5 separate regions of the Mus musculus genome follow, and all the other regions are linked to region 5. A link is a loop called in an ENCODE intact Hi-C map of the cell type or tissue named here. Cell type or tissue: left cerebral cortex. All regions are shown on one strand. Links, peaks and the distances in the headings refer to the core of each region. The heading gives the core; the rest is flanking DNA.

Region 1 (6,405 bases), core at 710-5,709, 180 kb after region 5:
TGGCTCCCTATCTCATCAGGGAAGGTCTCTGTCTACACCCACCCAACACCATGCCCCCACCATCAGGTCCTCAACAGAGGTCATATACATAGGGCCACTAAGTTTGGACTTTGGGCTCCAAAACTCTGTGCCAAAGAAAATGCTTTTCTCTGCTACTTACCTCAGTTATGTTCTGATAGCTACAGAAAACTGATCCGCACGTATCCGCTTATCAGCTCAGAGATGGAAGCATGGTCAGAAGTTTGGGGAATTGGATATAATTTCATGGCTACAAGGATTCAAACCACTTGGCACATCTTACTTGTTACCTTCTGAAAGCATGTGAAGTCTGTGCATGCCCACCTTCTCTTAAGTGACTCCTGTCAATAGTAGCTCTTACCTTACCCCACCCATCCTTCTCAACTCCTGCAATGGTTGCTATATTACTGCCTTTCCCTCCACAATGGCTTCCATACAGTGGCTTATTGGTGTCATTAAGAGAGCACCAAAGCCCAACTGCCTGAAAATAACCCACTGGATCTGTGGCTTCTGGATGCAGAGAGAAGGGACTAAGCTGACTTCACTCACATGTGCCTTGTGCTGTTTACTGTGGTCTCCGTGTAGTCAGATATCCTGAGAGATAACGTCAACTTGGATCAGTTTTTGTCCAAAGCTTTGACTGAAGCTGCAACCCATTTGAATAGTTTATGCAGGGTTAGAGGATCTCAGATGTGGCTTCTGGTTGGCTTGGGAGTAGGGGCTTTGCCCAGGTTTGCAGCTGAGAAGGACAAAATCTGAGGACCTCACCTCGACAACAAAAAAAATCTGTCCAGGAGTAGTGGTGGCTTTACCAGATACCCAAGACCAAAGCCACTCTCCTGGCCAGCTGGGCTCTGACCACTAGACCACACAGTCCGTGTTTAAAGTGTGCTCAGCAAACCTCAAGTTCCAGGGCTGAAGAAACAGATTTTCCAAAAACACAGTTCTCTTTGTGAACAATTCAGCAAAAATTCTCTTTCCAGCTGTGAGTTGGGATTCATGTTGCAAATGTTGGTGTTAATTAAAAACATCCACCTTCTACAGTTTCAACTAGAAAAAAAAAACCCGCATACAGAATGCAGCCCTAAGCATTCCTGTCCCAAAACACTTGGAAGTATGTATTCTATTCATGACATAGGCTGGAGTGGTTCTAACAGATAGTATCCTTCTTCGTGCCTAGCCCCAGTGGAAAAGTTGAGGCCAAAGAGATGGATGTGATGAGTTCTAACTGCCAAAGAGCACAGCTTTCTTCAGAAGAAACCAAACATCATGGTCTGTCTATATGAACATCAGGAACTGGACCTAGCTGGACTCCATCAGTGACTACCCGTTGAGTCGTCAGTTTTTTTCTTCACATGGTTCTTGGTCCTTCAGACATGAACAGTGATGTTTGACAAGGAAGGTGGGGGCAACAGCACAGGTGGAAACAAACAATGCAGGGAATCACTGGGACAGGAATCCTGTGTCCCTATACCTCTAACCCTTTATTAGGCAACCTTTATCTAGAATGACCCTAAGCCGCAGGATCTGGAGAACTGCCCTGTATTTCTTCTGTGCTTTTCTCTGGTTGATTGATTTCTCCTAATTCTCCCACGACGTAGACAGGAAAGAATCAAGCCAGAGCCACCTCATTATGAATGAATTTCTTTGTTTCTTTAATTTCACACAGTTTAAAATACAATATGAAATCAGCCTACAGTATATAAAAAATTTTCCAGCAAAATGATGTGCCAGCATCAGCTACTTAAATGAAACAAACCAAAAACTCCCCCATAAGAATTTTTTGCATTTGTTTTTAAAAAAAAAACAAAAAACATTTAAGACACTTACATCGCTACATCTCTAAGCTACCTCAGTTCTGATTTTTAAAAAGCACCTGCTTTTCCTTTTTAAATCTTGCTTTTAAATTTTCAGCATTTAAAAAATATAAATTATATGAAAATACAAGTTGGAAAAAGTCAAACACAATATAACATCTTTTTCACCTCAATAATTCTCAGCTTTAAAAAAAAAAGTATCCTTAAAAAAAATTCAATAACTGAGGCAGTATTCCTGATAGAGATAAATTCACTTTAACATATATACTTCATATATGTATTTGTATACATATACTTGTGGTTCCTTGAAACGTCTTTGGAATGTACGTAAGAGTTCAACAGGTTTATATAGACCCCAACAGAGAAGGCCGCATGCACAGCATGGCTAGGAGAGAGAAGGTGTGATTTCACCATGAAGGTTAATGCTTTAAAACCCAGAGTGCTGGTCTCCAAAGTGAGGAAGAGCATCTCTGATCCTGAATGCTTACAAGGTCTCCATGGCCACACCATCAGAGCTCTCCGCAGGGAGCATCCTTAGCCCCGCCTCTGAGCCCAAAGCCAGCCACACAGGTTAAAGCATTTCTCTGGGAAAATGATGGAGTCGCCCAGCTAGGTCAGATCTGTTCATCCTTCCTGTGAAGTGAACGTGTTTTAAAAGAGCATCAATGCAGCAATGCTGCTACATTTCCAGTGTATAAACCACCCGCCACTCTTCCTGGGATGGTCTCTGGCCTTCGGAGGAGATGGGGGAAAGCATCTGGCCAGATGGACAACAAAGCTGTCTGACTAATATACTATCTACAAATCCTGAAAAGTGGTGGACCTAGGGAGAAAGGGCATCAAGGCAGGCAAGTCAGCACGCTGAGGAGTGTGGGAGACACTTTCTTATGTCTTCTCTGCTAGGGGACTGCAGGTGGTAGGCTCTCAGGAGGGGCATTCCCAGCAGGAACCCAATATGGAGAAGGGTGAAGACTTGGGGAAGTGATTTTTTTAAGCCCTGTTGCAAAGAGCAAACAACAATACCAGCCCCGGCTGTACTCTTTCATTCACCATTATGGAAATGTGAACAGACTCTAAGTAGAAAATTCAGTACTATTTCAGCTGCAACTTTATACAAATGTACACACACACACACACACACACTCACACTGTCAGTGCCCAACAAAGATCACATAACATAAGAGAAAACAGCATAATCCAAATGATCCCACCTAACACTCCCTGAGCAGCTCCTAAATATTTTGAGAGCTTCATTAAGGCACCTGCATTTGTAAGATCAAAATATATAGCTGGAATGTTTGGCCTTTGCTTCCTTGTGGGGATGCTCCACTCAGTCAGTACAGAACACCCACGGACAAGAGTTATAGTCTTAGTAATTCAGAGTCTTCAAGGGAATGTGGGAGTCAGCCATCAACTCTCCTGGAAGATGATACCAGGGAGCTACAAACCCCGAAGGGTGAGCCTGGAGAGGCCCACCTCAGCCAATTGCCTCTCTTCTCTCAGGGATGTCACTGTCACTGTCTTAACTAGGCAGCTATACAGTGGAAGGGATTCTAATGATCCCAGGCATGTCTCCTTACTTTTTTTTTTAACCCACAATGGCTTATTTTCAGGTCTCCTCTCCCATCAGGCAGGATGATGGCTGCCTCAATTAAGTCTGAGTTTAAACTTGGAGGAAACTAAACATCTATCTAACTGTCTCGGGCCACCTTATTTTCCTTACCTAAGCGCCTTCCCTTGTATTTTCTCCGTCTCCCTCTCACCGCAGTTGACCTGGGCTTGCCCTCTGCTGAGGTGGTAACAGGTCAAGTGCCAGTGCTCCCTGCCACTTCCCGGCAAGCAGTCTCACCTGAAATCCTACCTGACGAGCACCAAGTCTTCAAAGGAGGCCGAGTCACATGCTACTGAAATACCCTCTCCACTGCCGTGGCCTCCGAGCCCTAGCAAGTCTGGACTCTTGGATTTGTGTTGTGATGGCTGAAACTACACTTTCAGTCACGTGTCAGGATGCATTACACTCCACTTTCACTGATCAGTGATGAGGGAGGGGCAGCAATGAGGGATGCCGGGGGGAACATAAGACAAAGTAGAGGAGAACTGAGAATGTTAGTTTGGAATGGCATGCATTGAGGCCTTAAGACCCTCGGGGTAATGCCCATGCAAACGGCTTTTATTCTGAGTCTTCCATGTTTCGGGTAGCGGTTTAACCAAAACCCAGGTTAATCCTGCTCCTTGGATTTCGTTTCCAAGACTTGAACTGTGCTATGATGCCGACGATTCCATAGAAGAGCTGCAGAATACATTCAGTGCAGAGACTTAACGCCCCGTAACTAACACTAAGTCCAAAGCCTGACAGTGAATCAAAGGAAAACAGTTTTTACAAACCGCAGGTGGAAGTCACACGCACAGTCCCCCTGTCCCCAGATCAGCATTCGTTTCCTTTAGCTGTAAGAGTTTGGGGTCTCTGATCTCAGTACAGAACTGGGATTTTTCCAATGGGGTCTATATAAACAGTTGTCTTTCACTGTGACAAGAGTCCTCAGCCAGCAAATAACAACAAACTCACAATACTGCAATACTGAGACCACCTTAGAGCTTAAGACGATATTTTTTTAAGGAAAAAAAAATACTGGCACAAAATTTAATAAAATAAACTTCAACATAAAAACAGTTTTGGACCCCTTCAATCAAAGTCCATCATTGTTTCAAAAAGTAGAAAGGTTAATAATTCTTGAGTTTAGTAATCCCCTGAAGAAACTGTTTTCAGCCCACCCACAAAACTGACTGGCTTTCATCAATCTCTTTCATCTCAATGTGATCATTCCTCCCACTAGTAGATCCACAACTCAAGATGAATTTTTTTTTCTTTGATTTAAAAAAAAAAAAAAAAAAAACGGACACTTAAGTTTTTTTTTCCTCTGCAAGCCAGGTCCAACAGGCTTCTGAGAAGACCTCTCCCTTCTGAAAGTCTGCTCAGGAGCTATTGCCCCGCCCACCCCGCAGGTCCTGACCTCCTCTTTCCGGCCCACCAATGGCCAATGGAATACAGCGGCGCTCCCTCAGCTCCCACCCCTGAATGTGAAAAATGAGTTCTGGAAAATAAAACATTGAATAACAATTAAAAATGAAGAGTCCAACCAACAGGGTTGCTCTTTGAAAGGTCTCAGCAGGGTTCCCCCAGCCCCTTCCTTCTGCGCGTCTGTCCATGACTAGTCAGCATCCGGCTTTACATCCAGCATGGCGTGCAGCTCTTCAGGGGTGTATCCCAGCAGGCTCTGCAGGTCGCACACAAAGCGGTATACGTAGCGCTTGCCCGCCGTCTTGTGGATGATATTTTTGTCATAATAGTAGCGAAGGCCACGGCTCAGTTTCTCATAATTCATCTTAGGTTTGTTTTTCCTCTTTCCCCATCTCCTGGCCACCTGTAATAAAAATAAAATTAAATACAAGTGTCTATACAAGTCTTCACATCCATCATGGTGGTCAAACAAACATCATGTGTGTGTGTGTGTGTGTGTGTGTGTGTGTGTGTGTGTGTGTGTGTGTGTGTGCATATGTCTGACTTATTCCTTCATTTCCTTTTTTAAAAAATATTTTGAATTGTTTATAATAACTATACATTGAATGTATAGTTAGGAGCCATGGACATTCTGAGATTATTTCAAAAGATGTAGGCAGAACAATGCAACATTTTAATACAGCTGTGCATTGTGTCGTGATCAGACCAGGCTAAATGGCATGTCTTCAATCACAGGCATTTCCCATTACTTTCTGGGGACCATGCAAAATAACCCACATTAGCGATTCTGAAATACCTGCTAATGTTCTGTAGGCACCCTACAGTACCACAGAGATTCCAGAGTTGCCAATTCCTGTACCTGCATTCTTGGGCTCATTAACCAGGGTCTCCCCAACCCCTTAGCCTCCTCCTGGCCATGCTCAGATACGTCACTCTTTTATCCTCTGTGTCTGTGGAATCAGCAATTCAGTGTCTACATGTAAGCGAGAATATGTGCTGTCTTTCTGAGCCCAGAGTATTCCTCTCAATAGGACAATGTCCCTATCCCATACATGTGACTGCAATAGAACTTCTAATTTCAAGTGTCCAAGTGTTGAGTTCCATTTACTTGTTCAAACAGTGACTCTGAACTCCTCTGGAATACAGTTAAAACACTTGGTCTTGAAGGAAAAGGAAGAGCCGTGGGGCAGACATCCCTCTGGCCCACATTATAAGCAGGCATCCTTAAAATGAAAGCACAGAACTGGGCAGAAGGGAGAGGATGGGAGGAGAGCGCTGGCACCTCTGCTTCCACCAGTAGGAAGCATCCTTTCTGGACCAGGGTAGAGACACGTTCTCATGTCTGCCAGAAGAGAGATCTCTTCGTTCATATACCAACCATTTATTCAACACTCTGGGATGAAAGGATGGAAAACGATCAGAGTGGATGCATCTTTCCAGATGCACAGAGCCAGGGACTAGACAGAGGGCAGGACCAACTCTGTACCAGGAACTTATATATACATCAGTTTGTCCCAGAAAGTGTACACACTTTGGGCTCTGCCAATGATG
Region 2 (6,405 bases), core at 698-5,697, 310 kb before region 5:
TGTAACTATCTGTTAGGTCCATTCATTTGATGACAACAGTTAACTACATCATTTCTCTGTTTAGTTTTGGCTGGTTAGCCTATCTATTGGTGAAACTGAGATAGATGATAGTTACCTACTATCAGTGTGTGAGAGTCAATGTGTGATGGAAGCTGTAGTAGTGTTTTCTTTGTGAACCTGAGTACCCTAAAGCTGTTTGGTGCATAGATGTTAAGAATTGCAATGTCCTCTTAGTGGATTTTTCCTTTGATGAATATGTAGGATCCTTGCTTCTCTTCAGATTAGTTTTGGCTTGAAATCTATGTTGACAGATACGAAAATGGTTACACTGGCTTGCGTCTTGAGTCTGTTTGTTTGGAATATCTTTTTCTGTCCTTTTACCCTGAGGTTATGTCTATCCTTGATGTTAAGGTGTGTTTCTTGCACACAGCTAACAAATGGGTCCATTTCTGTCAGTCTATGTTTTATCATTGGGGAGTTGAGAGTGTTGGTGTTGAAAGTTATCCTCAATCAGGATTGCTTATTTTGCTGATTGTTATTATTTAGTTGTGGTGTGGGTCTTCCCCTTTCTTTTGATTTTCTGATCTGATATTATTTATTCCTTACTTTCTGGGTATGGTTAGCACTTCAAGTTGAATTTTTCTTTCTAGAACCTTCTGTAGGACTGAATTTATAGACAAATACTGTTTAATTTTGGTTTTATGGGGAATGTCTTACTCCACCTATTGTGATTGAAAGTTTTGTTGGGTATAGTAGCTGGAATACTGTGGTCCATTAAAATCTATAAAACATCTATCCAGGAAGTTCTGGCCTTTAGAGTCTTCACTGAGTATTATTAATAATTTTAATGGGTATTATTTTAATGGGTCTGCCTTTATATCATATTGGTCTTTTTCTCTTGTAGCTTTTAATATATTAACTTTGTTCTATTTCTAGTGTTTTGATTATTATGTGTCATGGGAAATGGTTTTTCTGGTCCAGCCTATTTGATATTCTCTATGCTTCTTGTACCTTGGTAGGCACCTGATTCTTCAAGTTGGAGTACATTTTCCTCTATGATTTTATTGAAAATATTTTGTACCTCTAACAAGGCTCTCTCCCTCTCCCTCTCCCTCCTCTCTCTCTCTCTCTCTCTCTCTCTCTCTCTCTCTCTCTCTCCCTCTCCCTCTCCCTCTCCCTCTCCCTCTCCCTCTCCCTCTCCCTCTCCCTCTCCCTCTCCCTCCTCTCTCTCTCTCTCTCTCTCTCTCTCTCCCTCTCTCTCTCTCTCTCTCTCCCTCTCTCCTAGTTTAGCATTTTCTTTGGCCAAGGTATCCACTTCTTCACTACCTTGTCTTCAGTGACAGAGATTTTCTTTTCTGTTGCTTGTACTCTGTTGGTGAAGCTTGCTCTCAGTCTTCTATCCCAATTCCTAAAGTTTTCTGTGAGGAGCAGGTGTGGTGGCAGTCCCAAAGGTGCCAGGGACTGCAGCTAAGTCGTATGATTTGCACCTGACTTCCTCATATAAGCCACAAACATCGTGAGAGCTGCGCAGGTGTACCAGGATACTGGTGAATCCATTTTGATGGAGATATGCCCCTGCTGCCCTGATTAGCTGAAGCTGCGTGCCTGGTGAGGTGGCGTGGCCTGCTGTGCGTGGATGGGAACTGAGAGTATAAAAGAGTGAGAGGTCCAGGGTTCGGGGGAGATACAAACAAGGGAGATATAGAGAAAGAAGAAACAGGACTGAATAAACGTGGGCAGAAGGATCCTGTTGCAGCGTCGTTCTTCCTGGCTAGTTGGGCGCGCGCAAGAGTTTTCATCTCCAGGTTGCCCTCAGTTTGGGTTTTCTTGATTGACTCTCTTTCCTCTTGCAAGTCTGAAAGTTTCCCCCTTTTCCCTGTCTGTGCTTTCACGTGTTTCTTTAATGCATTTACTCATTTCCTCTTTAAGGACTTCTAAGATAGTCATAAAGACGAATTCAAGGTCCTTGTCTGCGTTTCAGCTAATTACATTGCTCAGTGCCTGCTGTAACAAGGTTGCTGGGCTTTATTGGAGACACACTGTGCTGACTGTTACTAATTGTGCTTTTGCACTGGTGTCTAGGCATCTGGCTTTGGGATGCTTATAATTCTAGGTGTTAATATCTGATTTTGTGTTTGTTGGGGGATGTTCTAGTCCTTGGTTTCTATTGCCTTCTCTGGTTCTTAGGAAGGTGTGGTGACTGTGGATTACCTGGTCTAAGATCCTACCAGATGTGTGTAGGGTTCTTGGCCAGAGACCACTCTGTCACTGGGCATAGCCACTTGGGGACACAGAAAATGGGGAGTTTGTCTGTGCTTATCCCATGCTGCTGCTGGGGTGGGTGCTGGGCTGTAGGGAAGCTCCAGGGCACCACTCCAGGGTTGGGAAAGCATAGTCTGAGACATCGGAAAACTGGAGCTGGTTTAGGGGTCCCTGGGCCTGTGAAGAGGCCAGGGCTATGTGTTTCACAGACTCTTGGCCATCCAGGCAGTGCCAAGAGTCCAGAGCAGAGAATAGAGTGGGGGCAGGTAGGCTGGGAACATTGTCTAGCTCGGGGCTGGGGGACAAAGGGAATTCCAGCTTGTCTCAAAGGTAATTGTCCTTATCTTGGTGGATGCAGGCTTGGTGGTAGTTGTTTCAGAGAGCTCAGAAAGGGTTTCTAGAGGAGATTAGACTGCATCTCTGAAGACCTTCTTCATGGCTCTCCATGGCATATCTTGATGAAAAGAGACAGCCCATTGCTCTAAACAATTTATTGTCATGGTGGAAAATGGATTCGTAAAAGCATACCCTCCTCTCTCTCTTCTCAGGTTGGGCCTGAGATTAAATACATTTTGCAGGGAGGAATGGCTGGAAAGGGAAACTTATTGGCTAAGCCCTCTGGGTCTCTAGGTACCTCATTAGCATGGAGAACTCTGTTTTGGGACTACATGACCACAGGTCACATCTCTTTTATGTGAGAAGTATGGCACATGTTCCAAGTCAGGAGTCTGGCCAAGAGCTAGGGGAGTCACATAAGCCTTAGGTGACTCTACCTTACTGAAATGGTTTTATTTCTCACAGTTGTAGTCATGGGGGAGTGCAGCTCCAGTAGAATATGTTTCTTGATATTGAGAAGTGACATTTATGGATGGAGATTGGCTGAAGGGGGGTCTACAAGAGAAAGCAAAGCAAGATATACTAGCAGAATCTGTTTAGTCACCTGAGAATGGGGACAGAGATGGAAGAGAGAGCAGCACCTGCTACAGAGCTGGGACTACAAGCCTGAAGGTTGGATTTAAATGAGGAGGGGAAATGATAACTGAGGATCCTCAAGCTGCTATCCTGGCTGACCTGGCTGGATCCCTAGGCATGCCTTTGGGGGGCTGACAGCCAAAGACTTCATGCCACAGTCTTGTCCATTTATAAAATACCAATACCTAATTACTCCATCAGAATATTATGAAGGGTAAGTACTTAAAATAATGTTTTAAAATATTATAAACTTTTCAGTAATGTGAATCCAAACAACAAAATGAAAGGAAAAAGGTTGCTCCAGTAGGCCTTGGAAGAAGAGAGCCTTGGCACTGAGCTGCAAGCCAATTTCCGGAAGTAATTGTAATTTGGCTTGGGATTGAAAAGCCTCTGCCTTCAAATATGATATGAAAATGAAATGAATGCTCAACCTCTGAATGACATTTTCATGTTTTTTGATTTTACTAAGAAGCAACTTGGTCCTTTGAGTGAGGGTCATAGTCCAATGTGGCCACCAGATGGCAGCAGAATTCTTCCCATGCTACTTTTGACATCCCAATGATTGCTAATTAAAGTCCAGGGAGCAGATCTTTGAAGCACCTGAGCTGCACTTGTCCTATGGTGGTATCTCCTTCGGGACATAGTGCTTGCTTCTTCTGCTCACCTTCCCTGAAGGTTGAAACCAGCCATTGTGAAAGCCATTAGCCTAGGCTCAAATAGATGATTAAAGAGCCTTGGCATCAAATTGTATCAAAATCCTGAGTTCATCACCTGGGAGATGGGAATCCTATTAATGACGACATTTGGAGGTTGGGGATATATGCTAAACAATCAGTGTTATCTCCTCATCTGTCTCTGGTAGAAATGTCAGCAATCTGTGGCAGTTTGAATGAGAGTGGCCTCCATAGGCTCATAAATTTAAACATATGGCTGACAGATGGTGTAACTTTGAGGGAAGTACTAGAAGGGGTGGCCTCGTTGGAAGAGGTGTGTTGTATGAGGTAGGTTTTGAAGTTTCAAATGGTCCTAGCCATCCCCAGTGCCCTGTCTGTCTCCTGCTTGTGGATAAAGATGTGAGGCACCCAGGTGTTGCTCAGCCTTCTCTCTGCCATCATGGACTCTGACCTTCTGGAACTGTAAACCAGTTAAACTCTTTCTTTATAGTTATCCCTGATGGTGGTGTCTTATCACAGCAATAGAAAACAAACTAGTAGAGTAGCAGACATGGTAAAGAAGATAAAATGGCTTCAATGGGCTGGTAGGAAAGGAAATGGGCTGTGATGAACAAGCTGACTTACACAACAGGAGGGAAGTTTGGAGTGGTTTCATGAGGGTGGTGTGCTGTGATTCAGAGCACAAAGAGATATAAGGTCTGGAGCTCTGTGGTGGCAGGCTCAAGCCTAACAGTCCTTAAGAATAGCCTCCATCAACCGAGATGGCTGGAGAAAGGAGTAGCATGCTGTCTTTTGAGTCTTTTTTTTTTTTTATTCTGATGCTATGGATTGAACCTAGGACCCCACACATGCTAAGCATACACTCTACCACTGAGCCACACTTCCTGCTTGTCCTACGAAGTTACCATGCTTCCAAGTCTTTGTTAGCGGTCTCTTACTTGTATTTCTCATGCTTTGGAAGTCAACCTGCCCAGGGCAAAAGGAAGTGGCAGTTGATGATATGGTGTTAATATAGCAGAGATATGCAGCAGAAGAGGTAGACACTCTATTGGGTTTGTAGAATGCTACCTAATACAGTGTGCATTTTAAAAAAAGTTAGACTTTGTAGCTGTAGATTATTTTAAATTTAACAGAAAATGAAGAAAAGTCACAGTGCAAAATTACCCATAAACCTTTTCCATAGACTCTTGTTGACATTTGACCCAATACACTTTATAATTGGTTCTAAATCCATCAACATACTATCACATTTTTTAAATGAAAAGACTTGAGTATAAATTATATACACCATGGCACTTCACTTCTAAATATGGTGGTATACATTTTCTTGATCACAATGTTCTGTCATTAGCTGCAGTGCTATTGCCTGTGTTCACAGTAACATCAACATGCCTATATTCTGTAATCTGACACCCATATCACAATTGTCCCATGGCTCAATGTTGTCATCAATAGTACTTGTTTTCTTCCAGAATAAGATGTAGTCTGGAGTCCATTAATGATATTTCCAGTCTGTGTCCCTGGAACCATATCTAATCTACAGCAACTCTAATCTATTTTGTAGTTCTATGTAAATGGACATATTTGAAGAATACCACTTAGCCTCTTTTTAAAAGGAAAACATTTTTCATTATGGTCTATGTGCACATAGATTCATACATAAACACAGAGACTATTCATTGCCACCCTGAAGACATCGTAGATGATGCTGAATTCACCTGGAGACATACCAACTGCTTCCTACTGATGAAAGATGATTTTGATCACCTGTTTCTGATACCTAACTTCTCCAGTGTGTAATTGCAACTTTGTTCCTGTTGCAATAAGCAATGTGTAGGAGGGAATTAAACTAAGTGCTATTTGGCTCTTTGTCAAAGTTATTCCCAAGATCTATGATCCCTGTTTTCACTGTAGTCAGTCTTTACTGTAATGGTTACAGATAATGGTGTTCTATCCCAGCTTTCCTCCAGTCAGCACCAAGCATCCTCACCTCCTTTATTTATTTGTTTATTTATTATCTATATGGACTCTAGACTTTATGAATTTTTGATGGTCTCTGGCTCACTACTGTACTGATTAACTATGATGCTCACAGTCCCAGATTTAGCCAATGGAAACATTTTCAGGATGGCTGCCACCTCCATGTGGCAAATCCTCTCCTTATGCTTTTAACCAACTTCATACTTCCTGTCATAAGCAATTTTGGATCATCTAACGGTAACCATCAGCCATTGTACTGAGGATCTGTTTGCTTTTAGATTGAGAGAGCAAGATCTTGATGCCAAGTATTTTTACTCCCTAGGATGTCCTTCAACATTTTCTGATGGACAGAACTGCAAGTATCTGCACACGTATTCATATACACATAAACTTGTATATTCACCTACTGCAAATATATTCAATTATCTACATATCCATAGTCCATACATATATACATATACATCTAAGTATTTTAGAAATGATGAATTCTTATAGACAGCTCTTCTTTCCACCCCTC
Region 3 (6,405 bases), core at 448-5,447, 180 kb after region 5:
ACAATGGGCTAGAACTGCTTCCCTGAAGTAACTTCAGATCATATCCTCCAGCTGCAGCAGCTCAGAGTCGCCTTTCCTGGAGGCTGCTTCTGTGCGGATGAATCCTCTCTAACATCCATTTTAGGGATGTTCCTGGTACAATAGAAAGCTGAATTGTCTTCTCTCTCCTCGCGAATTTACTTTACTATCCTGTAGCTTGGAAAGTTTCTCGGGATCCCAAAAGAGCAACCCCAGGGCCACCTGAAAGGGGAGCGTGTCACTAAAATTAAGACTTGCCTTTACAGCTCGATTTAAAATGAAGGATTCCGTGAGTAACTAACTGTCCACCCTGCTCTACCCAACACCTGTGTGTACGCTGGTCCTCTCAGTTAGTGTATGCCCTTTATCGAAGAAGACAAATCCCCATGTGAGCAAGAGTATGGACAAGATGCGGTAGGGATGGGGGCTGTGGTTCTTGCTCTTAGGTGGAAACATCATCCTCAACTTGTTTCATGGTGTGTGGAATGAAGCCAAGGAAAGGAATCAAAGAAGCAACGGCTATTCTCACCTCAGCCCAACCTCATACATGTGGGGGCCTTTTTATAAGAAATGGAGGAAGGAAGGAAAGGGGAAGAAAAATGAATGGGGAAGGGAAGAAGAGGAGGGGAGGGGCAGGTAGAGGAAGGTTGTCTTGAGCTGAAGTCTGAACTAAAACCAGAGTGTAACCACTTTCACAAACATGTTAGGAAGTCTCCTGGAAGGTCTCCCTCTCCCTCTTCCTCCCTCTCCCTCTCTCTTTTTCTGAGCCTCCGCACCCCCCAGAGCAGTGCTCTGAGCCTTCCGTGGTGTGGGGGTGCATGGAGTCAAACTTCCTATGTCCCGCCTCGCCCAGCAGCCTGAACCCTGGGTTGGACACCATTTGAACTCACAGTCAAATTTTTTTTTCAAAAAACAGTAATTACTTTTCATTGTTATGACGAAACATTTTTGGCAAAACAGTACATGCAAGGTAAGATATATTTTGGCTCATGGTTTTTGAGGTTTTCAGCCCATCAGAGTGGGGGAATGTGACAGAACAGTTCACATCATAGCAGCTAGGGGGGAGAGAGAGAGAGAGAGAGAGAGAGAGAGAGAGAGCTGGGGGAGGGGGAGGGGAGAGAGAGAGAGAGAGCTGGGGAAGGGGGAGAGGGAGGGAGAGGGGGAGAGAGGGGGGGAATATGCACCTATGCTCTAATCTTTCTCAACCATACTGAAAGCAATCTGACTACCTCCCAACCCCCAGCACAGACATACCAAGAGTCGTGCTTACTAATCTAGGCACCTATCAATCCAATCAGGCTGTCAATCAAGACTGATTACCATAACTGTCAATAGTCATCTCCAAATGTCTCTGACAATATTTCCCCTTTGATAAGTCTCTTTAAGAGCCTTCTTCAATGCACATATATTATTATTTATTTATAATTTACATGTGCCAATCATTATCAGATAACATTCTCAACACATACTCTAGAGCCTAAATCATCAGTAGTGACAATGGATACTGTAGCGGTATTAAAAAGAATGCCCCCATGGGCTCATAGATGTGAGTGCTTGGTTATCAGGAAGTAGCACTACTTGAGAGGTATTAGGAGGTGTGGTCTTGTTGGAAGAAATGTGTCACTGGTGGTAGGCAGTTCCAAATGCTCAAGCCAGTCCCAGTGTCTTGCTCTCCCTGGTGCCTTCAGATTCAGGTAGAGAGCTTGTTGCTACTTCTCTAGTACCATGTGTGCATGTAAGCCACCATGCTTCCCATTGTTATGACAGCAGATTATATCTCTGAAACTATAAGCCAGCCTCAATTAAACTATTTCCTTTATAAGAGTTGCCATGGTCATAGATGTTCTTCCCAGCAATAAAACACTGACTACACCAGGTATGAATCACATATAGGAAAGTTCTGGTACTTAGGGTTTTGTCTAAATCTTATCAATGTAATTAAGTCATTGTCAATTTTACTTTCAGTACATTGACGACAATTTGTTTCAGGGGCAGAAAAGAAGACACTAGAGATTTTCCTCATCTTCTTGTGTCTGAATTGTGCATAGTGTCTGTAATCTGTGCTCTCATTGCTGGAGACACGTAAGCGATGTGCCCATTTCCTGAAGACTATCGGGGTAAAGCTAACTCACCTGGTTTGTAAATCTACTCATTGTGTCTCTAGAAACCTAAGAACATTGCAATAGGCTGAACAGAGAAACAAGAGCACCAGCATAGGCCCCCCAGCCCCCACACTCATGATTCCCTCTTTCCCTCAGGATACTTTGTATATATGCAAATGATCCAGACAGACAGGCTGAGGGAGAAGTGATGTGTATTTTCAGTATGAGTCAAGAAAGGGCCTTTTCTAGTGTTACATTAAACATGAATTCACATAGATGTTTTACTGGTTTCCTCCATGATGGCTGGATTGAACACCTCCTCCTTTGGTGACCCTGACCTACAGGATAGGTGTGTTATTCCAGAGAGAGACCCTACTCGGACACAGGGCACCATGGGCAAGACTTGGAGTGACAGAGGGAAAGAGATGAGAACAGAAAGGCACACCCTCAAGAGGACCACGGTGTGATCTGAGTTCTGGACGAGAAGCAAGACTTGAAGGATCCAGACCACACTATGCAGAGACTGGGTGGTCCCCATGCAGAGATGACAGATCTCCAGCTTGGGTCTTGGGGCTTCAATCCTTTTGAGCCCAGGTCTTTCTGAAACCATCCTTCTAGATTCTTGTGTACCAGGATAAATGAAAACACTCCTTGGAGCATAATGAGCCCTTAAAGTTTGTTTTCCAAGATGTAAAAGAAAAGCATTTCAGCCCTTCCGCAGATAAAAATAACTCGCCATTGATTTTGAAATCCCTTTCATTTGTCTCCCACAGCCCAGTGCCATACAATGGCACTTTGTGTATAAGCCTTCGCAGTGGGCCAGCTACCCCGTTCCCTCTGCCTGCCAACAGCAGGAGGCCAGCAGAGGCCTTGGAGCCCTGTGCCATAGTGGGAGAAGACTTTGGGCTGCCCAACGTTGCTGTTGGACTTCATTCAGAAGGCCTGGCTGGGCGGGAGGAGCCTAGGGAAGAAAACAAACAGAGCCAGCAGTAGTGGAAAGTGCTGAGTCCCAGAGTTGGCAGGCACACACTGGGAGCTGCTCTGCCCACCTGCAGCTGCGGTGACCCGCCGATGGCCTGGGTGCCTGTGGCCATACCCAAGGCCTGTTCAGAGAAGTCAGACCCTCTTCTTCCACAAAAAGGCATTCTAGAGTCCACATCCTGTAAGTCTGGGGAAAACATGGCTCTCTAAAGGGAGAAAGGGCTTCTTAAGCATGCCTTCTTATACATTAACTCTCTTCCTTGTAGGTCTACATCCAGCTGGCAACCACCATATCACCCCGGTGAGGTCTTTATCATTATTCCTATCTCATAGATGAAGAAAGAGGGGTACAGAGAATGTAAACAGCGTGTCTGCTCACACAGCTCACAAAAGACATGGCCTGGACTTAAAACCAAGTGGTGCATCCTCAGAGTGCTGACCCTTCAATGCAATGTCTTCTTGCTTTCATTTCTCAATTTGCTTCTCTAAAATTGCAAGATGCAAGACACTAGGAGAAAAAAGGCAAGATGGAGAATAAACAGAATAGATGGGACAGAAAGGAGAAATCGCCAGGGACTAGAATAGTACAGAGTCTTTAAAAGCAGTAGGCTATTAGCTCAGAAGGTGCACTGCGAGGCTATGTACAGAGATGGAGGATCCTTTTGGAGGGAAGATACAACAGACTCCTGCTCTTCCTTATGCCCCAAGAGGGATTCTGGGAATGTGCTCGGGTTCACTTGCCAAACATAGCTGGGCAGCTCTCTGTATGGCTGGAGGAGCAGAAACTGAAGCTGAGAGAGGAATATCAGCCTTCTCCTATTCTTCCAATTACAGCCTGGGTAGAGGAGGCACCAGGGCTGGTGAGGGTTTATAGTGCCCTTATGGTGAGAAGAAACAGTCCATTCTGGATTGATTCTTTATTGGGTACACTTAAAGATTCAAGTTTTTAACCTTTGTTAGACTGACAGCGTGATTTTTAAGCCAGTCAAGCAATGTGACTGAAATTGCCTTAACTCTTAGGATGTGATGATAAGACTGGACCTTACCTCTACTGTTCTTTACAGATCTAAAATCCTTATCCTGATGATACTGGTACCCAAGGAGAAGGATGATACTGGTGTCTTTAAGTAGAGTCCACCTTGCAGGGATAGAGTCCTACCTTGGTGCCCATCACCAGGGCATGCATCCCACAACCTCAGTGGCTTTCTGGTTGTGCCCACCTCTCTTCAGATGAGCTAACTCGGGTTCCAACTCCTCTCCTTCCTCCAACCTGTCCCCTCTGATCTGCCATGTAGAGACAGGGTGACCTTTCTAAGCACAACGCAGGAGCTGTGGCTAAGTCAGTAGGAAGAGTGCCAAGACTCTACCTTGTGCTTCACAGGGCCCACCATACAGGGTCACCTCCCGCCCATCTCTTGTGACCCCACCCCAGCCTCTGCTTCTGCAGCTTCTGCTCTGTCCTTCTGAGTTATGGTTTCTCTCGCAGGTTGCACGTTTTCTCTGTACCTCAACCTCTCCCATTCCCACCTGGCTGGCTTCATCCTCACCCATTCAGACCACAGACCTCTTCAGGTTCTTGTTCTTGGTATCAAGCCAGTGTCAATCTCACTGGAGAGGGATTCTCATCCATTCCTTAGGTGACCTCAGCATTTAGCAGGGTATTGAATCCATCACAGCTAATACAAATAATAATGAGGACTAACAGCGAATCCTCTAGAAATGAGCTTAAGCCGGGTGCATTACCTGGAAATTGGATGAGAATAATCCAAGTAGAGAAGAAGAATGTGGGAGGACTTGGAGTAAAATAGGATTCGCATTCTTGTACCAGTTCTGTCACCAATGGATGATAGTTGGAGGACACAAGTCATGTACCCTCCACTGCCCTGTGAAATCATGACTGCCTAGCTGAAGGGATTGTATAATGTCAACTTAAGGTGATTTGGATTCTAAAACTGTAGAATCAGACTTCTGACATTTTGACTCTTGGCTATCACTCTTCTAGGAGTGTCTAACCTACTGTCCACAGTCCAAATGTACTATACAATAACTATGAAGGTGTCCCATTCCAAAAATTATAAGTTTAAAACATTGTAAGATTGGGGGTGATTATTTTGTAATTTGATTTTTGTTTGTTTGGTTTCTTTATAACAGGATTGACCATGACATTTGTAGACAAAATGGTTGTGATGAAATTGTAGATTGGACACCCCTGAAACACTGTTGTGTTTCCCAAAGAGACCTTTCAACTCAATATAGAGGAGAAAGGAGCTGCCAGCAAGACCCAGACAGAATGATTTGAGGAAACTGGAATGCTCCCAGATTCCCTCAGTTATGTGTTCCCCCTTGTTTTTAATTCTTGTCTTTGTTGTCTGGGCTTCAGGATTTGGATCATCACATACAGCAGCAGAGGGAAGACTCTTTGGAATCTGTAGTCAGAGTTCTGATGTGGAATTTCAAGTAGGCTAAACACACAGGTTCCTAAAGCAATGAACATGTGCTGCCAGTATCATGCCGGTGGCACACTCGAACCCTCCTCCAGGGCTCTGTGATGGGGCATAAAAGGGGCTTTAAATTCCTTGGGCACCAGGGCACGGATATACTTTACTGTTCTGAAAACTTGGCTTTGGAGAAAGCAGATACATGCACACATATCTGCCACTCCAAACACCCGTCATTGTCTATCATCTTATCTACTTAAGATGCAAATAATACTCATATACAAAATACATACAGATGTGTGTATATGTCTCCAATTAAAGGACCACATTTCTTTGTGTATTGCGACTTTGTGAATCTTCTATTGACAGGGAAGTCAGAAATTATGGAACAAGACTGACCTAAAATGTAGCTTGGAAGAGAGACAGGCTCTCAATTGTTAGGGATGGGGTTGGGGTTGGGCTGTGTTGTTTCCTTCCTTCCTTCCTCCCTTTCTTCACATCGTTGGGACCTTGTGTACAGTAGATAAGTGCTCACTCATCACTGAGCAACACCCCCATCTCTGAATTAGGTCTTGAACTTTCTGTCTCAGAGATCTGTGAGGCCAGCTACCATTTCTTATGAACAGTGCACAAAATTCCCAAAGTACATAGAAAGTCCCTATTGCCATCTCTCTTCCATAGTTTGGAGGAGTCTTGAGTTGACAAAGCAATCTCAGACCAAGCTACTAATTGTTACCACTGGTGGTCTGGCCGTCTGAAGACCGGTGTCAGTTTTTCAAGTGTCAATGCTCTCTTGTTATTTGCAGGTACACCTTGGGAACGGATCTCAAAGAATAAGCTGTAGTTTCACATTTGCCTACACAAAT
Region 4 (6,405 bases), core at 431-5,430, 270 kb after region 5:
TAAAACAACAATTAGCAGGCCCAAGTAGTAATCCAGAGTTCATGTAGGGTAATCCAGAGTTCATGTAGGGTAATCTCTCTCTAGAATGGAGAGGTCTGCAAACTACCAGTTGTCTAAGTGAACTTTAGCAAGAGAGCCTGGTCAGCCACTTCAAGAAAAGCCAGAGATCAGACATGAGGGCTGGGACTCCAGAGGATGGTGCCTGGACAGAGGCAGTTGGCTGGGACTGTCACACCCAACAGATCTCCTGACACTGTTACACTATATGTTCTGACAAAGTGATCCAGACATGACAGTCACCACACTTTGTCCCACTGTATAAGGTGAGGGTGGTGAACCCACTAGAGGGTAGAAAAGCCGACTCAAGATATATCCTGAGTAGCATAAAATAAAGCAGAAAGATGTGTCTGGACATTGAGCCAGGCCGTGATTCTTATCTCCAAGACAATGGGATGGAAACAACTTCCAGATTTAAATACAGTCTCTGGGGATCAGCCACAGCAGTGGAAAGGGATTTGGAGGAAGGAAGTTGACAACAGTGAATTCATTGCTGTTAAACAAGATATGCTGGTGTGCTCTCCCTATCTGCTTCTGCGGGGCACAATGGAACCTTTCCCCTTACTGTAGGAGATCCTAACTTCTCTGGAGTCCCAGATCATGCTGAGAAGCAGGGGAAAGCAAAATTCTTGTATGTATTATTTTTGGCAAGATCATTTCTGACGAAGAAGAAGAAGAAGAAGAAGAAGAAGAAGAAGAAGAAGAAGAAGAAGAAGAAGAAGAAGAAGAAGAAGAAGAAGAAAAGAAGAAGAGGAGGAGGAGGAGGAGGAAGAAGAAGAAGAAGAAGAAGAAGAAGAAGAAGAAGAAGAAGAAGAAGAAGAAGAAGAAGAAGAAGAAGAAGAAGAAGAAGAAGAAGAAGAAAATCTGTGACAATTAGCAGATTTAAGACTTGGTAGAAGGTCTTCAGGGTTGGTGATGTACAAGCAGGAGACCCAATAAAAGACACAGGCAGTTAGGACCTGGTTCTATCGCTGTTTAAATCACTGGTGTTTCTGCTTTCCCACTACCTCTTGACAAGGTCTTCAAGAAAGGAATTCCAACTTGCAAAGCAGTTTGCTTGCTTTGGAGGCTGAGGTTTAAATGCCACCTGAAAGGGTGAATAGAGTTTGTGGAAATCTGTTTTATTAAGAAGCAAGAGTCTTCAAAGGCCATAGGTAAGGCTTAATAGGATGCTCAGGAATAGGAAGCCCATCCATATTAAAAAACAAAAAACAAACAAACAAAAAACCACAGTGATGCAGAGAAGAGAGAGCCAGCCCTCCAGACAGTGAGATAGGGCAGGGTCTGAACTGAAAGGCAGAGGCTATGCACAGGGGCGAGTTCTGAGGGCCAAAGGCTGCCCAGGGAGAGGTGATCTCTCCCATAGTGCAATTAGGCCTCCTGTTTGACCCCTGACTTTTGCCCCACAGGATATTTATGGTCTCTGGACAGGCAGCTAGGGGGCAAATGAAGGGATATAGACTCTGAAGGCCCTTAGTAGGGAAAGAACTAGAAGGAGAGAACTGAGGTGGAGGGGGGGGCAGGGATGGAGAGAAGGTAGGAGAAGGGAGACAAGGAGAGAGGGAGGGAGGGACAGCAGGCAAACAAGCTGGCTTTCCTAACAGCAAGGACTCTCCTGGCAGGGAGTGGTGCCCTTGCTTACACCCCACCTATCTAGAACTCCCATTAGCCTCTTGCAATCTAAATCTAAGTTCAGAATCTCATCTGTTTCTTAAGCAGATGTGCCACCACAAACCAAGGGGACAGCAGGCAGGTCAGGCAGGCCAGGCCTCTCCCCTCCCAGAGTCAGCAGTGGCAGCTGCCCAAGGTGGGGCCTGGATACCCCACTTCGGGGCGGGCCGCTGGGGCGCTGCTTGGCTGGCAGTGCCGGGGTTAACCCGGCAGCCCTGCGGAGCAAAGATTTCTGTTTTATTTCAGCGGGGGAAGTGTGTGCTGCCTGATTAGCTGGATGGTTTCCTCTTTTCCCATAACCTCCAGACCCCCACGGCCCAAGTGTTTACTCTCTGAAATAAAAAATCTGCTGGTGTTTTTCTTTTTGTGTGCTCGTGTATTTTGGGAGGATTGCAGAGGAGGAAGGCGGGGTCGGGGTGAGGGACCAGCCTGGGGGAAGGGAGGGCGCAGCCTCCAGCTGCAGAAGCTGCAGCTCAAGAAAGCAACTTCTTAACGAGGGAGCTGGTCTCTTGCTCTGGCAGCTATAAACACACTGAACATCTGGAGGCCAAGAGTCTCTCCCGGCCAGACGTGAGCACCACAGGCTGTCCCTGCCCGGCCGTCCCCACCCCCTCGGCTCTCACACCCCCTCTCAACTCAGATCAGCCCCAGCCCTCTCACATCATCCACCCACCCGACCATTTCCATTCACAGAGATCCGCAGCGCCCGCTAGCAGCCGGCCCGCGGGAGCTGAGAGGAGACGAGCAGGCGACGCCAGCCAGCAGTGGCCACCCCGCCCCCGCCCCTGTTCCAGAAGAGGGGTCAAACTGCTAGAATCCAATAAGAACTTGGTGCCCCGGGGACCTTTTCCCAACTCGGACTAAATATTTGCGGTTTGAAGAAGTTAAGAGAACTCCCCCGCCCCTCCAGAGCCCCCTGAGAGTTCCAGTGCAATGCTGTTACTTCCTTGGCTTTTTTGAGAAACAAGGAATTTATCTATCAGGTGGTCAGGCCAACAGAAGGCTTGCATGCTAATTGTCACTCTGCTCGCCCTGCTGAGATGAGACGCTCTTTCTGCACCTGGGTCTCCTTCCTTTCCCAGCACCGAGGAAAGGATTCATTCTCTCACACACAGCCAGCCAAAGTCCTGACTTTTCCTTAGCATAGCTCCAGTGAGCCCCAATCCCAGAATGCCCTGGGTACTTCTTCTCAGGTACCCCTCTCTTTTTACTGGTGAAACGAGTTATAGTGGGGACAATGTTGGCAGATGTAATATATGTGTTATATATGATAGAAAAAGAGGAGAAGGAGAGGGCACGGGGGGGGGGGCGGGGGTGGAAAAAAAGGAGGAAAGAGAGAGCCTGAGGGTAGGATGTGCCTTGGGCAATGAGAAAGTAGTCAAAGCTTTTTAGGTCAGAGTCAGACACCTTCTTTCTCTGGCTCCTTTAACTTCATCGTTGAACTATGGTTCATAGGAAGGGTGGCATTTATTGTCCATTGACCAAGGCCTTTCATGTCTTAAATTATGAAACCAGCATAAGAACTCAAAAATAAGGTTAAGGACCTGTCTGTTGAAGATTAGAAACCCAAGAAATGTATTAAAAACTCCAGGACATGATGCTGTGTTCTTGCTCTCTCTACCAAACCAATTTAAACCCTTGAACTAGACCCAGTTCTATTTAGAGTCATACCCTCACACAAAGAATCTGAATGTTAAGGACCACACATTCAAAGGTTTCAAGGAGGCAGAAGGTGGGAGTCTAAGAGAGGAGGCAGTAAACCCTGGCCAATAGGAACCAGCCACCCACAGCTGGCCAGGAATCCACTTTCCCTTGCAGAGGAAGGCTCAGGCACACAGATACCTTGATATAAAAAACAAAACAAAAAACAAAAACCCACAGAGTAAATGCAAACAAACATGGAGGAGCAGTGAGTGGATTTGGGGCTAGCCTCACCTATGACCTTTTATTCCAGTATGTACTTAAAGCCCCTCAGAGATGTGATGGGGAAGGTGTGTGAAAAGATCGTCCCTGGACACCTTCCTCTAGGGACCCAAGAAGGGCAGTTAGACCTGGTCTTTTGGGAAAGATGAACTTTGAGACAAGACTATAGCTAGCTCTTTCTGAGATAGCACAGCTGCCAAACCAGGATCAGAGGAACCCAAGCTGCCCATCTCCCTTAGTGGTCAGACCCTATTTACAGAAAGACAATTCTCTCCTATTAGGCTACATAGCCTTTTCCAGACCAGTCAGGGCTACATAGAGACTGTCTGAAAAATAAGTAAATACTTAAATAATAGTAATAACAACAACAACAACAATAAAAACAAATTAGTTGTAAGGAACTGCCTTGTCAAAGTTTAGACTGTGCCACATTGAGTTGGAAAATCAAGAACATCCAATAAAATGTTGAGAATGGGGGCCCCTGAAAGGCTCCTCATGTACCTCACTATAGGCTACCATAGCCTTCTCTGGCAGAAAGAGCCGAGCATTCTATCTGGGACAGATTAGTCCAATATTGTAATATCCAATGTCATCAGTGGTACTCACAGACTCAGGGGCTTAGAATTGTTTTGAAGAACAAAGAACCTCTAAAAAAAAAAAAGAGTGTCCTAGAAAAAGAAAAATGTGTCCTGAGACAGAACAGAAATGTGCAGCAGATGGAGTTTGAAGCGCTGGTTTTAAGCCCTGTGGCCATCAGACACAGTCAGCTGAAAGAACAAACCTGCTGTGAGCATAAACATTCCAGGCCAGGTGAGTCTCTCTTGAAGTCTTGCTGGCATGTCTTCAACACTCTCAACACTTGAAAAGCCAAACTGGAGACTCTTGCTTTCCTGCTGAAACATCCCACCTGCCTGCCTGTCAATGCCCTTTCCAAACACTGCCCAGGTTTGATCCCTCCCAGCCGCTGGGCCAGATGACAAAGCCCCAGGAGAGACCATGAACCTGGCCTCTCAACATGTCTCCCACATGAACTTCTAAAGTTTATTTGGGAAAGACATTCTTCAATTCCGCCATTTTATTAGTAAATTTGTTTTAGAAATGTTAAATAGTGAAATCCGAAGTCACCCCCTGATATTGCCAAGCCTGTGTCATACATAAGTGCAGTATTTCATATGGGAACCATTTGCTCTATCAGAAAACATGTACCACCCCCCATACACAATTTTTTAAAAAGTTGCATGCAGGCAAGGACTATGTCTTCTCTTTCCCCATCTGTCTTTAGGACCCACCATGTGCCACTGGAGGTCAAATGAGTTCAACCAATCAGTGGGTCGCTTTCTGACTCAACCCTTAGACATTTTTGGATTTCTAAAATGTGCTTCACAGAACAATGAGTCAATGATTTACAACAGCAGACATGCACATCATGTTTACTGTATGCCGGCATGCTTCAAGCTTCACAGATAGGAACTGAGTGATTCTCAGAGTGTGACTTCTGGGTTTCCAGCAGCCATAACAGGGGCAGCTCCTGGAAATGTATTAGAAAAAAAAATCAAAAGAATTCCTCAGCCTAACCTTGGAGTAGGGCTTTAAAGCCTGTGCCTCAGCAGATTCTGGCGTTTCTAGTTTAATGAGTCCAAAGCAAGAGTTAAATCTTACATCTCTAAGTCCTCCTCCTCCTCCTCCTCCTCCTCCTCCTCCTCCTCCTCCTCCTCCTCCTCCTCCTCCTCCTCCTCCTCTTTGGGCTACTGCTGCTACTGCCACTGCCTGTAGACCAAGCTAAAGAATCATCATCAAGTTGCCCAAGGTCACACAGTGAGGACGATCTCCTATAAACCTCGGTGACCTCCTTTAAGATCCCGGCTTCCTTACTCCTGGACCATCTCTGAATTCTTTTCCAAGACATTGCGAAGCGGCAGGATCCTGTGTATGACACGAGTGTATATTGATCAAAATGCCACTGTTAAAAATTGGGATGAATCAAGACCAAATCTATCGCTGCCTTTGAAAAACATACTACCTGGAATGGAAAAAAAAAATGATGGTGCTCTGGAAGGGGAGCAGAGTATTGTGTTTTCTGATACATGCTATGAGCAGTCATGATGGCCCTAACAAAGAGGCTGAGGTCACATGTGGACAGCTGGCGGCTACGGCTGAACTTTAGTCATGTTGTCTCCTTTTGGAGTGGGCTCTCTGGCTTCTGATTTCTGATTCCCAATAGGACCAAGATAGAGTCAAGCTTTGCCCGACTCCAGTCAGGACTGGGTTCCATTTTCTATTTCTTCTGAGAATGGCTTGTATGGACCCTGTCGCTTCTCAACAAGGCTGTGGGCAGGAACTAGCTCTAACGCTTCACGACAGCAACATTTTAGTGAGTTAGAGACTGGGTGCAGGAGCCTGACACACACAATCATTCTCACTATGGTGATGGAGAGAGAGGTGCTGTAGCTGAGGGACAGACTAGATGAAGGGAACAGAAAAGAGGCAGGGTCAGTGGGCTGCACTCCAGGCAGACTATAAACAGTAACAGACATTACAGCCCTGGCTTGTGTAAGGAGCTCCATTGATTCACAAGATTCTCTGACAGAAGGATGATGAGAAGCTAAAACAGAAAGGGCCCATTCATTCATGCAGAACACAAGCCCTTGGCCCCCATTGGCTCTCCATAATGGCTCCAGGCTGATAGCAAGGAGGGGGCCATAGGGAGGGAGGAGGAGGTAAAAAAATGAAAGAAAATGATGACTGCAAGATCGT
Region 5 (6,405 bases), core at 486-5,485:
GTCCCACCACCCATGTGGCCAACCTCCAACAGGAGCCACCACAATGAGTGACTATGTAGTGGATAGATGTCTTAAAGAAAGACATGAAGCAGCTAGAGCATTAAGAAGAGAGAGTGGCCAGCCCTGCCACCTGGGGTCATTATGGGGTCCCATCCCTAGGTGTCACTGAGGGCCATATCTGGGTCTGTGGCTACACAGTGGCAGGGGTCCGAGTCTCTATTTGTGACTTATATTACCACTAGAGAACATGGAGATATCCCTGGTTGAGGCAGCTACCAGGGACCATGTGGGTGCCCAGGGGCTGTGCAGAATTGGCCCTTCCCCTGTGGCACTCTGAAGACCTGGCCCCATCATGGTAGCACTCAGGAGAGTTGGTCCTGCACCTCACCTGTACAGTACAGAGATTCTGGCCCTGGTAGCAATGGTGTGGGTGAGCTAGCCCCAAGGGCGTGAGTGTAGGTGAGAGAGCTGATCCTACCACTTGTCTGTCATGGACTGGCATAGGCTCAGAGATAATCCCCCAAACCCCCTACTCTTCATCATCTTCAGCAGTTTGGAAAGCTGCCCACAGGGTCATGAGCATGAGAGAGCTAGCCCTGCCCCTCACAAGCTGCAGCACTGGAGAAAGCCAGTCCTGTGCCTCACTCAGGAAGCACAGTAGAGCAGGCCCTAGTGGAAGGATGTTGGATGTGCTGGTTCCAAGGGCGAGAACATGGGAGAGTTGGCCTTCCCACTCACTAGATGTGAAGTGGCCTGTGGTAGAGGGTAGTAGGGGAAGCCCTCAGCCCCATTGCTCTTCTCTACCTGAGGCAGTCAAGAGAGTTGGGCCTGAGGGCAGGAGAGCGGGAGAGCTGACCCTGTCTCCTGAAGATGGTGGCATTGGGTGGTGGAACCAGAGCAGTGCTAGAGAGCTCACCCTGGTGATTCACATAAGGGAGAGCTCAGCTACCTCCTAGGCCCAGACACAAGGCTCTGAGTTGGTCCAACAAAATCTCTATCATCTGCAAAAGGTTGGAATGCATAAAAGGGCCTGTCCTGCTAATCCAAGGCTGCAGTATCCCCCATGATCCAGGGCAACAACAGGGTAATGGAGTGGAGGACAGGTAAGGATCCAATTCTGATGGTGTCACAGAAGCCAGAGATTTCAAACCCGACCAATGACTCACTGCAATGGACATTTGCAAGTGAAGATGTATGGACAGAGAAATATACTGTGGGACACACTGTGACACACTGCAGCTTCCGCAATGGGGTCTTTTCTATGCTTTGTTTTGTTTTGTTTTGTTTTTATTGGGGGGGGGAGGGTTGCAGGGTGAATGGCGGATATGAGGGAAGAGGGAGATGAGCAGAACTGGAGTGCATGATGGGAAACTCACAAAGACCCAATGAAAACCTTTTTAAAAAAAAAAAAAAGGACAGAAAAGAAAAGAAAAGCAATTCAGTTCCTTGCAACTTCAGCTCAATAGTTTTGTTTTCTCCTCAACTACTGCCCCGCCCTCACCTATGAGAGCCTCTGGCATATTGAACAAGGAAGACATTCGCCACCCATACTGCAACCTGACGTCCTAAAACTTCGATCCTCACCGTCTTTCATTCATACTTTCTTCACACTTAAAACCATCTTCAGAGCCATAGTTCAGAGTCTTTCTTCATTGTACATAGCATGCACCCATTTGTTTGTTTGTTTGTTTGTTTATCGGTTCTGTTTTCTTGGGTCATGAGCATGTAAGACAGGCACTTTACATACTTAGCCATCTTCCCAGCCCACCACCCATGCCTTTGTTTTCTGTGGCTGCCAAGGCAAACAAGCCTATACATCCTGGAAAATCAGCACTAGAATGGTCCACCTTCAAGAATTAAATCATTTGATGTATACAGGCTGAGTAGGTGGGGTTGGGGGGGGTGAGCATTCCAGACTCCCCACCAGGGGTTGCTAGACATCAGATAAGTTCTGAAGAGAAATATGTGAAAATGGTAAATGAGAACAGAAAGACAGTCAAAGAAGAGACTGTTACCCTGGCAAGGCAAGCAGCCCTTCAGCAAAAGACCTCATAATGAACCATTGTGAGCTTAGCTGCAGTGTTTGTGAATGGAATGCTTTCTGTTGAATGAATGACTGCTGTTCCATAATTCACAAAGTCTGACTCAAAACAGCCCGGGAGGTATGAGCATGTCTTCAGTGTGCACCACACACGTTTCCCCTCTTATCACCCACAGTCACTTTGGTTTACTCTGTAGCTCAGACGTTAGTAAGCCACAGCCAGGTTATAGAAGAAATCCAGTCATTTATAACCAAACCAGATAACTGGAGGACTGAGCCCTCCTGACCACTGAAGATCCCTTCAATCAGGGTTCCTTTCCGTCAGCGAAATCTCAGGGCACTCGGTCTAGAAAAGTTAATTTGCATTTTTTTTCTCCAGTTTCCTTCTTGAAGCAGGCTCATCAAATTCATAAGGAAATATGATAAAACAGCCAATGATTTCAACTTGCAAAGACAGACACACTGCTCTGAGCTGCTAGCAGTATGTGGCTGTGTCTCTTACGTTTGCAAAGTCTCATGCTGCTCGCCACTGTGCCCACAAGCCCCTCCTCGGAATTTGTCCTCTCCAAAAGCAGCAGAATTGCTGACCCTAATTCTGAGACAAGATGCACAGTACACAGTGTTCCCTAACAGTGCGCATGCAGATTCTCTTCAGGGACTAGACTTAATGTAAACAGAGATATCCAGAAGTTACATTATAGCCTCATTCTTGAGATAAACTTCTGTTTAATCGCTGATCCTTCCCGGAATAAGAAAAAAAAGATGCAAATAAATTGTTTTACTATTCTTAAACTAATACTTAATCTTCATTTTCTTCCCATGCTGGGAACTCTGTCACAAAAGAGAGAGCGGAGAGCAGAGAGGAATTTAGGAACAAAGCGAAGAAAAACACTTTTTGTCCTGGTTCCCAACCAGTCTCCCAAGCCTGGATTTAGACATGTCTTCTCAATCGCGACGCTAGAGGGAGTCAAACCCAGGAATCTGAAATGATCTCCGGGGTTGAACAGCAAGGGCGGCTGTTACACCTTTCTCTTTAAACGAATGCTCCTTAGCTCAACTGCCCCAGAAAAACGCCCAATCTGGAGTGCCGTGCCTTGCTTACTCTGAGGTTACTATTTCTAAAAATAGTTTTCTGAAAAATCTCTCTAGTGGGCTGGGAAGCACGCAAGTGGAGTGTGGGACCCGGAAGTGCACGGTTCGGCTTCGGCAGGACCCTGCAGGCTGAGGGTGGGACTACAGAGCTAGCCAAGAGCAGCAAAAGGGGTCGTGCCCTAGACTGAGAGTGTGTATTGGGGTTTAAATAGGCTATTCTCACTAGTCCTTGAGGAAGCAAAGTATTGGCTGGGGGCTGGGAGCTGGGAGCCCCAGAAGTGAACACCATGTATCAGGTGGCTGTGATTCCAAGATTGCCCCCACTGCCCCACCGCACACAAACCACACAGAGCACTACACCTCTGCGAAGGGTCCAGTAGAAGCAGCCTCTAAATGATGTCATGGCAGATGAACGAGGTTTTACACACCTCCGCTGGTCTTCCAACCATTTAGTGTTTCAAGCGAGGCATGGGAGTTAGAGAGAATGCCAGATATGGTCCAAGATGGGAGGAGACAGATAAATCCAAGTTTGGGAACTCTATCCATTTTCTCTCTTCCGTCTCTGGTCACATTTGTAATTCCTAGGAGAATATTACCACTTATTTTTGAGCCACTTTCATTTTTGTTTGTATTTGCTCTAAAAAATCCCCTTAAGACCAAAAGCAAAGAACTTCTCTAGTGTTCTGTCCCTTTGGGGTATGTGTGTATGGGGGTGGGAAGTATTTTGAGCATTCTTTTTTGGATATCCCTAACCTGTACAAAGCAGGGACCTAGCCTTGTCTCCAGCTTTCTTCTGTCACCAGCTTAATGTTCCTCAACATCTTGAAGCCTGGAGGAGGATGTGGAGGGAGGTTCAACTTTAGCATTTAAGTCTTGGGTACAGGGCAGTTACACAAAACTCAAGAAGCCCAACTCGTTGCCTGAAACACAGACTCTAGGTTAGACCCAGAGCTATTCCGTCCTCTAGCAAACCTCCCAAGAAAGATATCGGAGGACAAGCCTGGTCTATTTCCTTGATCAATTCATGAGAGAATTTGGTCCGTGTAGATTCTGGGAGAGCCCACTGTCTGAACTTTCAGAATTATTGCTAAAAATGAATGTAGCCTGAGCAAGCCTTTATGCTAGGAATGTCAGTCTTGTCTATATACATCTTCTGAGGTTTGGTACCAGCTCAGTAACTGACTGCAAACAATGTAGTGAACTTTTCCAATCACACTCACCACCACCACCATCATCAAACAAGACTATCAGAGAAAATAATCTATCAGTCCCTTTTTGGTTTAAAAGTTCCATGGTTTCTGTCTCTCTCCAGAAATTTTTGAATTTTTCTATCTTCTGACCTAAAAGTCAGAAGAGAGAAGTCTAATTGCAAATACAAGCAAGCCCGAGGTGCTTAGCTGTATCGTGCAGGAGGAAGACATTTTAGAAGGAAACAAGTCTCATTTATTCTGCCTGATATGGTTATCTCTAAGGCTGGTGCCAATGCAAGCAAGATGAGGGTACAGAGGGAGGGGAGGGAGACACATTTCCAAATGTCAAATGTTTATCGAGGGCTTTGAACTCTGACAATCAAGGCTTCCGGTACCTTTGGTCTTTAGGTTTTTGAAGAGAAAGACGAGGCCAAATGAGAAGGAGAAAGTTGAAAATGTTCCTACATTATCATGTAGGTCTGAGGCAAAGATCGGGCCCATGATACCCAACTTACTTGCAACTAATCTGGGACTCTCCCCTTTCAATGACTTTTTAAAAAATATGCCTTGTTGTAACTCTGAACTGAATCTGAACTTCAGACCATGCGATTCTCCCATGTGGCTCTTATATAAAGATGGCACACTTAACATGAATTCTGCCAGCACAGGATGAGAGCATTCTGGAAGCTTCTATCTTCAGGGACAATATACCTGTTTGAAGGACATAAGTCACCTGAAGGAAATAACAATACAATTTGAGACTTTTTTTTAATGATGTAGGATAATGGTGTGTGCAGGGCAAGGCAAAAATTTATGAAGGTCAATCAGAGATAGACAATGCATCTCTAAACTATGATATAGGAAGGGTCATCACTGGAGTAGAAATGAATGTTAAGTACGTACACACACACACACACACACACACACACACACACACACATCTATGTAAAGTTTTTGAAGAAGGAACCAAGTTAGAAATCACATCTGCTTCATACCCTCTTCTACATGTGAAACTGAACTAGTCCATAACACCTACTGTCTCTCCCACATCTCCACAGTACAGGCCAGTATAAGCCCCTGCAAGTGCTTTCCAGTGTGAGCTCTGATCACTGAATATAGTACATCTTCAAGATGGCAAATCAGTTATAAATGAGGGCTCCTGGCTTTGTGAGCCTGGGAATGTCAACTACTTGAAGCAGTCAAGCAAATGTAGCTTTTCTGTTCAACCCAGCACCACATGTCTTTAGGCAGGGTCAAGAGCACCAGGTCCAGAGAACTTTTAATCCTGCAGTCACAGCCTGAAGTTATCTGGAACTTCTCCATCAAGTGTGCAAACTCAGAGGGTGTGACTGTGTAGGAGAAGAAGAGCCTGCACTCACAGAGAACCCTGGGATGTCACTGAGGCAGGGAAGCACACTGCATCACTGAGGCAGGGAAGCACACTGCATCACTGAGGCAGGGAAGCACACTGCATCACAGAAGAAAGCTTGCTGGGAACTGAGGAACTGAAGGAATTTGGGGAGGAAGGGCTGCAGTTGAGAGCAGCATGGGCTGTTGTTAAGTGTTTTGGTCTGCAACACCCACAATACCCCAGGATTCAAGGAAACTGGCTCTGCCAGACTCTGAGTGGGGAAAAGAAGATTCCTAAGCACTTCCCTTGGAAATCACCTCTGAATGAGGGCCGGGCTCTTCTAGAATCAGCACTTCCACTCGTGTGCACTGTGTAGGTAAGAGGTGAAGTGTGGGCCTGATGGAAAACACAGAAGAGACCACCTGTGGCTATTCCTCTACAGCATGTGCTAATCAGCCAACTGGACTACACGCCAGTGTCCCATCCTGTACATTTACAAAGACATCTCCTTCCTGTAGACAGGAACAGAAAGCACCGGTAGATGCTGGAAATGGGGTTTTCCCATGTGGCATGCCCTGCTGATATACTTCACAGTCCCTAAGATACTCCCCGAACAGGCAAGGGCAGAAACTACAGAAAAATCCTACCTCGGCTCTGGCCAGGCTACGGGTGGGCCAACAAACAATGAGAGAAACGTGGATCTTCACATTCAATCCTGTTCTTTGTCCCAT

What was found. Hi-C counts contacts between places; a loop is a spot of excess contacts. Peaks named below come from ENCODE experiments on the same cell type or tissue, not always from the same donor. Only the 100,000 strongest peaks of a DNase experiment are listed, where the experiment ranks them.
Region 1: a loop joins it to region 5, with 2.0 times the contacts of the local background. A loop is called at or near these places in 10 of 42 quality-filtered maps.
Region 2: it touches region 5 in a loop (9-fold over the local background); 14 of 42 quality-filtered maps call a loop at or near these places.
Region 3: it touches region 5 in a loop (2.3-fold over the local background); 8 of 42 quality-filtered maps call a loop at or near these places.
Region 4: a loop joins it to region 5, with 2.6 times the contacts of the local background. A loop is called at or near these places in 8 of 42 quality-filtered maps.

What each region holds. Positions count from the first base shown.
Region 1 is chr9:32,753,065-32,759,469 of GRCm38, reverse strand. It overlaps Ets1 (E26 avian leukemia oncogene 1, 5' domain), which reads right to left. Exons shown (of 10, transcript NM_001372534.1): 10 at 1,650-5,257. The coding sequence ends at 5,045. Among named protein-coding and RNA genes, the nearest start is that of Gm3331, 27 kb to the left of the region's middle. In left cerebral cortex, for the core only: no CTCF peak of the experiment used is centred there; a DNase peak (open chromatin) is centred at 3,238.
Region 2 is chr9:33,244,492-33,250,896 of GRCm38, reverse strand. No RefSeq gene overlaps it. Among named protein-coding and RNA genes, the nearest start is that of Gm32171, 6.8 kb to the left of the region's middle. In left cerebral cortex, for the core only: a CTCF peak has its summit at 3,749 (motif pointing right); a DNase peak (open chromatin) is centred at 3,759.
Region 3 is chr9:32,761,181-32,767,585 of GRCm38, reverse strand. No RefSeq gene overlaps it. Among named protein-coding and RNA genes, the nearest start is that of Gm3331, 19 kb to the left of the region's middle. In left cerebral cortex, for the core only: a CTCF peak has its summit at 2,977; a DNase peak (open chromatin) is centred at 2,995.
Region 4 is chr9:32,668,229-32,674,633 of GRCm38, reverse strand. All of the region lies in intron 3 of Ets1 (E26 avian leukemia oncogene 1, 5' domain), which reads right to left. Among named protein-coding and RNA genes, the nearest start is that of Ets1, 35 kb to the right of the region's middle. In left cerebral cortex, for the core only: no CTCF peak of the experiment used is centred there; DNase peaks (open chromatin) are centred at 2,213 and 2,360; H3K4me3 peaks cover 596 bases; H3K27ac peaks cover 1,108 bases.
Region 5 is chr9:32,937,349-32,943,753 of GRCm38, reverse strand. No RefSeq gene overlaps it. Among named protein-coding and RNA genes, the nearest start is that of Gm27162, 12 kb to the right of the region's middle. In left cerebral cortex, for the core only: CTCF peaks have their summits at 1,929 (motif pointing right) and 3,014; DNase peaks (open chromatin) are centred at 2,101 and 3,015; H3K4me3 peaks cover 725 bases; H3K27ac peaks cover 604 bases.